Linked DNA regions of Homo sapiens: region 1 is linked to region 2. A link is a contact called in ENCODE Hi-C data. All regions are on one chromosome and are shown on one strand. The core of a region is the stretch at or near the end of the contact, and the rest is flanking DNA. Distances in the headings are between cores, read along the strand shown.

Region 1 (4,332 bases), core at 1,833-4,332, 550 kb after region 2:
TGACTCCGTGTATTTGCTACTGTGAAAAGTGCTGCAGTGAACATACGCGTGCATGTGTCTTTGTGGTAGAACGATTTATATTCCTTTGGGTACATACCCGATAATGGGATTGCTGGGTCAAAAGGTAGTTCTTTTTTAAGTTATTTAAGAAATATCCAAACTGCTTTCTATCATGGCTGTACTAATTTACATTCCCACCAGCAGTGTATAAGCATTCTATTCCTGAGAAAGCTTCTTAGCTGCTCTATGTCTATAGTTCCTCATCAGATGGGGTTATAACAGTACCTACATTGGAGGATTATTTAGGTTAATAAATGCAGAGCATTTAGGACAGTACATGGTACATAATATATGCTATTTAAGGGGTCACTGTTGCTATTATTGTTGTTCTTATTATTTTGATGTAATTATTAAGCATGCATTCTAGGATGCTGGAATATAGTAGTGAGCGAAATAAATCCAGTCCAAACCCCATGTACCTTCCCTAGGATCTGGAGAGAAAAGGCTAGAGAAGAGTAACTAGGGTCCCCTCTATAAAGGGGCAGGGAGGACCTTATTTACAAACAAGTGAAGCAGGCTACAATCCTGAACAGTTACATTCCCCAGATTGCAGCATCTGTCATTTGTAGAGAATATCCTGCAATGTCTTACTAAGGAGGAACTAGCTCCCTTAATGTCTCCCAATTCAGACGAGCACAAGGAAAAAGGAGGAAGGCTGGCATTTTATTGGAAATGATAAACTTCATTAGGCAGGAAAGTTGTGATGATCCAAATAGCATCTGTTTTGAGCACCTGCTCACCGTGTCCCTGTGAAGGCACTCAGACTACCATTAACAAGTGGCATATGGGCAGCCTGGTTCCAACAAGACCACAGGCAACCAGGGTTCAAGAGGACTTTGTCCCCTTGCCATGTGCAGAGGACAACCAGAGGAAACTCTGGGGCTTTGTCAGCTGCTCTTCTCTGGACAATCCCTAAGTGAAGCAAGACCAAAGAAGATAGAGTGCTGGGCACAGCCTTTAATGGGCAGGCAAACTAAAAGCTGTGAGCAGCATGGTGGCTAAGTGCCAAGTGTGTGGTATGTCAGGGCCTTCACAATTGGTGTCAGAATTTGGAGAAGGGGAGCCACATCAGCTTGAGCAGTCAGAGAAAGTTTATTTCAGGAATAAGAATGTGTAAGTTTGACCTCGAAGGCTAAGATTGGAATAGGAAGCATAGTTGGGCCAGAGAGCAGCTATTAGTGTGACCCCAAATATATATCTGTTATTTTGGTGACAAATACCACCCTGTCCTGAAAGGATGTATAGAATTTCCAGGGACAGTGGGGCAGCTATGTAAATTGAAAAAATATTCAGAGTTACCCTTGCTTTGACTTATTTTTACTCACAATATTTAAATTATTTGGAAAGTTTAAATGAGCTAAAGGAGGTAGTGAGATGTTTTTCCTTTAAGTTTATCAAAAGAGGGTTTTAAGGACTATGAAACACTGGCCCAGGAGCAAGAAAGCTCAGGGCTGTATTTGGTGGACAAGTCTGGCCTCATGTCCTGGAAATGACATGTTTATATTAGAGCTTTATAGCTATTTTACAGAGTAAGGATAACTGTCTTCATTTCTTAGTTGAGGAAATTGGGGCTCAGAGAGGTTAACTGGCTTGTCCGTAACCATACAGCTGGTAGGTTAGGCAGCAAGGCATCAAACTCAGGGCTTCAGACTCTACATCATGCTCTTTCTTTTGTTCCATGCTGCTTACTGCTTATAGTCTTAGCTACTCTTTCTGATTGGAGTTCCTCAACTAGTAGGTCATTCTTAATTATTCCTATCACATCTTTACATTTGGCTTATGACAAATCTAGCGCCTGAAAACTCACATTTAACCCTCTGGGGGACCAGGGAGAACAGGCAAAGGGATAATTTTAGTAACACATCTCTCTAGCCCTGTTTCCCCACCACAGAAGCAGAAATTCTCTCTAGCTTCTTGTCATCCTTACATATCTAAAGAAACAATAGGAGATTCAATTGATGCTTTTAATGTAGCTCCAAGATCATGCATATTCTTTCTATTTTTGGGAACTAGCAAATGTGTTGAAAGCTCTCAATGACTATGACACACCAACTCGGAATGGGGGCGGAGCGGAAGGAGGCTGCGGACTGAAGTTAGCAACAAGGAAGTTGAGGCTGCCTGTTTTAGGCAATGTGGTCCGGTGAGAATGTGTGGTTCAGATCTGGCTTTCCAGGTTTGTATGTATTATATTATGTATGGTAAGGCACAATTCAAACCTTTCTGAGATCGAGATAAATTACATTCATACATTCTGCCTAGCTTATCCTGCTTTTGTACTTAGATTAGCCTGATAGGGCCCACTTTTTATACATGTGTCTCAAAAAGTGTTCCTGAGAATTGTGGAACTCAGTGTATGGGAATCACTCTATCCTTTTGGCCAGGATTGAGCTTGTGCACACTGAACATGGTAAAAGGAACCCAGGTTCTGAAATAGGCTTGGGGCAACATTGGCCCTCTCTGTATAGCTGAACTCTTCCTCTCCTGTGAACTTGATCCTGGGGACAACCAATAGATCAGAATCCATCTATATTCTTTTCTTATTTATATGAACAATCATTATGGGAGGAAAAAAGTAACATGATTGTTATTTTTTCAAAAGCAATTCAACGACATCTGTATTTTCCAGCCTGGGCCTTTGAGGTTGACAGAGCTATGCTGGGAAACCTTGCTATGCTGGGAATCCTGCAAGGTAGCCTTTCCCAGCCCAACTGAAAATCTCAGTATACCGCACAATGTGAAGAGTTAGGATTGGGAATGTGAGTGGGCAAAAGAAGATCCTTCATAGGGAGCACACAGCTGAGAAGTGAGTCAAGTTAGGCAATTCAGTAGAATGGAAATGGTTTAATTGAACTGTAAAATGCTAATAAAAATTAATGAGCATTTCTGACTCTGTCCAGCTGACTGAAAGAGCAGATAAAGCAGAGAGGAGGGAGAGCTGGCCCGAAGATATCTGTCAGGACAGGACTCATAGGGGCCTTCCTCAACCTGACTCAGCCATACCACATCTCCCAGCAGTGGATGTGTTCTCAGAGGAGGCTGAGGGCAGCGCCAAGAGGAGGAGGGGCTGAAAGGCCACTCCAAGATATTTATAAGATCTGACATTCCATAGGCCTATATGTCATTTCTTCCATCCCTCTATTTTCCTTTTTAACTTATGAAATATTTGACATTCAAAAAGATATAAAAATAATATAATGAGTACCCACGTGTTTACTATCCGCATTAAGAAATAATTCATTACAAATAGTTTTCCTTCCCACCCTCTCTTCTGCTTCTTTTTCTTCCCCTTCCTCTCTTGCCCCTCCCCGTTTTCTGCTCTGTACTGTCTGGAACGTGGCATATATCATTGTCACTTATTTCTTTATAATTTTCTACATACATATGTATCTTTAAACATTATGTGGCATTTTTTTGTATGTTTTTCAAGGTAACAGATACAGATGAGGTAAAACTATATAGAAAGGAAACCATGGAAATGATGAACATAGGATTTAGGATGGAGGATGCCTTGGAGTTGTAACTTTGGGATTGGTGGCAGATTCACCAGTACTTTATATTATTAAAATAAGTAAGTAAATGAATAAATAGAGAAATAAAAATGCCATGCATGGACCAATTATGAGTGTCTCATGGACTAGGGTTAGGATTAATCCAATTTTGTGTCTATGAGAGCAAAACAACAATAACAAATAGGCGACATACTGTTTGTATCCATCTACAACTTCTGTTTTTCTCCATAAGATTTGTGACATTCATCTGTGTTGATATGTGAACTTCTTTATTTAATTTTACCTCCATTTCTCTTGGCAGACTGGGCCTTTTCTAAAAATCCCCAGAGTGCTAAGTGTTAGACCCCCCCTAGGTAATCCTTTGCCAGCAGTCTGTGGCCTCCTAGCTACTCTTACTACTCAGTCCCCCTCTGATGTTCAGGTCTCACTGGCCTGCACAGATATTTGAACACACTCCAGGCAACCAGCCAGCTCATTTCATACCTCTAGTGGGCTTGCTGATGTTTTCGAAAAGGAGAAGCCCTTGCTAGCCGTGTTTATGTGGCTTACTGTTTCCTACCTCCCATCAGCAGACTTGCACACACGTCCAAGGATTGATTCTGGTGTCTGAAATGATCTTTCGAGGTGAGACAGAGGCTTTTTCTTTGGGCATCTAGTTAACCAACCTGTCAGTGTCAGACTACTAGTATAACCTGGCCAAATTTAGAACAAACCAACCCCCATTGGTACTTCAAAACGGTGACAGTGTTAGCATTCTGCTGTG
Region 2 (4,858 bases), core at 220-2,719:
GTGATGCCCTGGCCCAGAGAAAAAAATGAATTGGCCAAGGTGTCCAGCAAGTCTGAGGTAGAGCTAGAGTCAGATCCCTAGCAGCCATGTCAGTTCCTGTGCTCTACACATGCAGAGGCAGCAGTCCACCTCTTACCAGTTCAGCAGCTGGATCTTTTCAAGACTGTCAGGACCCAGAAGCAGCAGAGAACACTCCTGCAATGCAAAAATAGCACGCATTGTTCTCTAATCCTTCTCTCTATCCTCAGCTTTAATCCACCCACCTCCCTTTTTAGACACACACAGAGTTTTAGGGCTGGGCCTTCTGGATATTCTTGAACTAGTGGTGGAACTAGATTCTTTGCTGCCTCAGCTCACCTGGCCCTGGCAGCCACTGATGCCACTTAATGTCCTTAGGCTAGAGACCCAAGTTCGCCGGGCTCCCTGCCACATCCCACACACAGTAGCAGACAAGGCTGGTACAGGCCTCCTCACTTTGTCCTCAGCCTGACCTCCGGTTTGGGCCCAGACAAGATTTTCCTCTCAATATTTAGACTTTTCAAGGAAAAAGGCCTGCCGAAAGCCAGGCTCACAAAGGATGGGGGAAGGGGGACTCTGGAGACCTTGGGGATTCCCTCCACATTCCATAGAAGGTGCGAAATTTGGGTGAGGGTCAAACTATGGAAACAGGTATCATCTCAGAGAAGAAAAGTGAAAGCAATCCTGGAAAGGGAGCCCGGGGCTCTGGATTCCAAATTGGCCCTTGTCGCCGGCAGGCTGGGTAACTGTGGGGAGGGACTTTCCCCACTCTGGGCAGCAGAGGGCCCGTCGGTAACGGGTGGAAGTTGGCCTCTATGGTCTCTAAGGGCACTGGTGTGCCAGAGAGGCGGACGAAGTTAGGGCGCAGGCGCTGCAGCTAGCTTTCCTGGCAGGTGAGTCCCTCCTCTGGGTGGCCTGGCGGCGCGATCCGCAGGGCCTTGTCTCTACGACTAAGGATAGGCCGGCCCTTAGGTTTCTGCAGTCTTCCCAGATTCCTCAACCTCTCTGCCTCGTTACTCCCCGCCGGCCTCTAGCTCAGGAATAAACGTCCTGGTGGCGGCCAGGGCACAGTACCGCGAATGCACAGCGGCCACAGAAATGGGAGTGCGTGAAAACCGAAACCGATCCGGCGAGCCCCATCCGGGCAGGACTGGCTCCTTGAGGCCACGGTGTAGCCACGCCACTACCAGCCCGGCGTGGGGGCGGGAGTGGGGAGCCCCAGCCAGTGGTTCCGCACCCTCTCCGCCCCCTGCCAACACCACGCCTGCACTTATTTGCATTTAAAGAGAAACGCACCAAGGAAAACAGTGGGCGGGCCGGGGCACGCCTTCCCACCATAGCGATTGGGCCATATGCCTGCCAATCAGGACGCAGATGCCCCACCCGGTGGCCTTGGAGTACTGGGGGAGGGGGTATGGGGGAGCTACCCAAAGCCTGGGGAAGGGGAGTCAGTGCTGGAGGTGACTGGAGCCGCGGCGACGGCGGCAGCAGCTGCGGTGGCGGCGCTCTCAGCCGTGGCAGCCGAGGCTGCAGCCCGGCCCAGGGCGGCTCAGCGGACAATAACCGGGCTAGGAACCTGACCGGGCTGGGTAAGCGTTGCGTACAGCCAGGAGCCTCCGCCTGCCCGCGGTCGGGTGCATTCCCGCGTGCTCTGCTCCTACGGACTGGAGGAGGGCACTAAGGACTAGGCGGGTCGGAGTCCCGGTCGCTCGCCCCTCTCCTTTGGAACCCGCTTTGCGGACTGTCGGGTGGAGAGGCAGAGCGGCCTTGAGTCCCCTGGGCACAAGCGACCACGGCTGGGGGGAGGGGGGTTGGGGAGGGCGGGTAGGAAGGCAGGCTAGCCTGGGCCAAGCCTCCCGGCTTTCGGGGGGGCGGGGATGGGCCCGCACGTGCTGCCGCACAGTCCCGGGAAGGGCGCCGCCAGCCAGCACCCCAAGCCATGCATTTGTAGGCCAGGAGCTCTGCAGCTTTGTTGTAGCACATTTGCTGGAACAGCTGTGTAACGCGGGTACCGCTCACCCCTCTCTCCGGCTGCCTGGCTGCCGCCCCTCCCCTCCCCTGTGCATCTCCAGCCTCTCCCTCCTTTCTGCGGACTCAAGCTGGCGTGCTGGCTTGGGCCCGACGGAGACCGGCTTTGGCGTGGATTGGGACATCCACAGACTGCCCCCTCCCCAGAGGAGCTCAGTTGGGCCTGTGGGCTGAGCTCAGTCGCACACTTCCCTTCAGAACCTTGGCCTTGTGGCCCCAACTAGCCGCGCCCCTCCTCCTGGGCCTCCGGGCGCATCTGGCGCCCGCCCCCGCGGTCGGGCAGGCTGGCTGGCAGCCGGGCTCTTGCTGGTCCTTGGGTTAGAGCAGCGGCGCAAGCTAGTCCTTGAGTTAGAGCTGCAAGGCCGCTTTGTCTCCCGCCTCGCCTCGCCTCACCTCCTTTTCCCTTGGAGGATACTGGCCGCGTTTTCCTCTCCAGCCTCCCGTTTAAAAATAGCAATAGGCACGGTGTTTGGGGGGCATTTCCTTGCCAGAGGCCGAAGGAGCCCTCATTGTAGTACGGAACGTATCATACCATCTCTGTGTACAGGAGAGCTAGCGAGGTGGCCAAACCCTCCAACTTCGCAGTTACTTAACATACCCAGCCCGCCAGGCCCCTGTCATTGTCTGCTGGAGACACTTCTGACACTGGTGACCGCCCGAACGCTGGACTTTGCTTGGCTCCCCCGGTGGTGAGGGGCTGTGCCCGCTACATGCGTCACAGCCCAAGCGCCTAGGCGGCAGCTGGACTGGCCCCGCAGAGCTGGTCTCCGTTTGGCCAGGCTGCTTTCGGCAAGGGCCGCGGGGTCAAGGCGAGCCTTGTTCCACACACAAACATCTTCCTCTGCGGCTCTGCCTGCCTGCTGCAGCGGCGTGGGCATGGGCAAGGCAGAGGGCACTGCACTGTTGGACTGCCTGCCCCACCGGGATTCCAGCAGAGCCCCCTCCCCCAGTGTGGCTCCCCTCATTCGGCACCACCCACTGCACAGTCACTGCACCATGGTGCACCTCTGGCAGTGGGCTCTCTAGGCCTTTTTGAGGAATAGGACAGAGGAAGCCACTGGGGGCTTGGTAAGCTCTTGGACCTTTGATTAACCTCTGGTGTGGAGAGCCCTGTGGGCTGCAGGGCCCAGGCAAAGCTTGGGCACTTTGAGGAGGGGCAACGAGACCCAGTAAATTCCTCACTTGGGGGAAGGCTAGCTCTGGACCTTTATGACAGGAGCCAGGACCACAGATATCACACTACAGTCACCTCCTCCCACCTTGATTAGGCCCCAACACAAACCTCTACTTGCAGCTGGGCATCTCTAGCCCAGGGCTGGACCTGCCCTCTGCCTTGTCTCAGGCCAGCAGGCACCTAATGTATCTGCTCTATGTAACTCCCTTCCCCACACCCAAACCCACTCAGCCTACACCTGTCCAAATCTTCTTCCTTCTCAAACCTCAGTTCTGGGCCTTCCTTTTCCTTGGTGCCTTTCTGCCTGGCTCTTGCCCACCCATGGTGACTTCTTTCTTCTCAGAACTCCTCCAGGGCTGCCTACTTCTCCTGGGCATATTCAGGCTTAAATTATAATAGGATGCAGACTATAATTAAGTTGGCCTGCCTCTGTTTTGTCTGATATCATGGATGTCTGGGTTCTCTCAGAACCCTTTGGAGGAGTAAATAAAACCTGGACCTCAGCCACAACCCTCTCAAAGCCAAGCAGTGCAGAGCAGTTAATGATTGTTCCGGAAGGACTTGCTTTCTTTGTAGAGTTTTCCAGAAGACCTTTACCTTTCCAACTTGCGCTTGTCCTGATTCATATGAAAGTGGCTAGAGAAATGATACTCAAGGCTCAGATATGTATTGAGTGTGCCTAATGAGGATGGATTAGAAGGGGGATGATTGCAACTACAAGAAAAAAATCATGATATATCTTCCCCCAACAACAGGCCCAGGATTTGGAATGCTCAGATCCCAGACCATGCATATCTTTGGTTGCTGATTCATGAGCCAAGAGACAAACTACTTGGAGAGAGATGAAAGATCTGTATAAGCAGGGGGATCATCCATGGAAGCTGCCAGAAAGTAGAGGGGTTTAGTAGGCAAAGCATAAGCAGACCCAGGAATGGGAGGGGAGAAAGTGATTGACAGGCAGGGTGAAGGGAGTGAATGAGTCTATTCTGGTTGAGATGGTGTGGCTCAGAGGTAGAGAAGAGATTGAGGCTCAGTGATGGGGTTTCCCGGATGCCAGGCTGTGGAATGGAAATCTGATCCTTTTAGGGGAAGGCGGCATCAAAGAGTAGGGAATTGACAGGGAGTTGCTATTTTTGTATGTAACTAAGCAGTAATAAAAACAAGGTTTTTGAATGAGTTTTAGAATGGGGTCTTAGAAAGGGATCAGAAGCATGCTGCAAAGTCAGCCAGTTAAGAGGTCACCTTTGGATCTGGAAGTAGAGCTGCGGGCAGGCTACCTCCAAAGGAAAGTTTTACTATGTCAGCCTCCCTTTGGCATTGCAGGGGAAAGGGCAGGAAGAGGTGGGAAGTGGGGCTGAGAAGTGTTCCCCAGGCCTCTGCTGAACACCTTCCTCTCAGATGGGCAGTCCTTGGGGAGCACCAGTTTGAACTGCTATGCTTACAGATGAGAATCCTTAGCCTTGGAAAGCAACAGGGGCTCGCTTAAGGTCACACAGCTATTTAAGGATAGGCTCCTGCTTCCCGTGCAGTGGCTCTTTCCACTATGTTCCATGGAACCAGCAGCCTCCAATCAATGTAGATTTCATTAACCATCCCCCTCATCTTACCTCCCTCATTCCCTAAGAGGAAAGGGGGGCT

What was found. Hi-C counts contacts between places; a loop is a spot of excess contacts on that map.
Region 1: a loop to region 2 is called in a map with no recorded cell type, with 2.5 times the contacts of the local background. The contact joins the enhancer-like site here to the promoter of AMER1 in region 2. A Hi-C loop is called at or near these places in 2 of 37 single-sample maps with no recorded cell type.

Annotation. Positions count from the first base shown.
Region 1 is chrX:63,655,806-63,660,137 of GRCh38, reverse strand. All of the region lies in intron 7 of ARHGEF9 (Cdc42 guanine nucleotide exchange factor 9), which reads left to right. Among named protein-coding and RNA genes, the nearest start is that of ARHGEF9-IT1, 14 kb to the left of the region's middle. Within about 2 kb of position 3,082, at least 4 of the 41 ENCODE cell types and tissues checked have a DNase peak (open chromatin) inside an H3K27ac peak, as active enhancers do.
Region 2 is chrX:64,202,319-64,207,176 of GRCh38, reverse strand. AMER1 (APC membrane recruitment protein 1) reads left to right here and starts at 1,469. Exons shown (of 2, transcript NM_152424.4): 1 at 1,469-1,607. LOC112268307 reads right to left here and starts at 1,231. Exons shown (of 4, transcript XM_047442706.1): 1 at 1,093-1,231; 2 at 137-195. The coding sequence starts at 1,158. RefSeq lists an enhancer at 933-1,092 and silencers at 1,223-1,322, 2,303-2,362.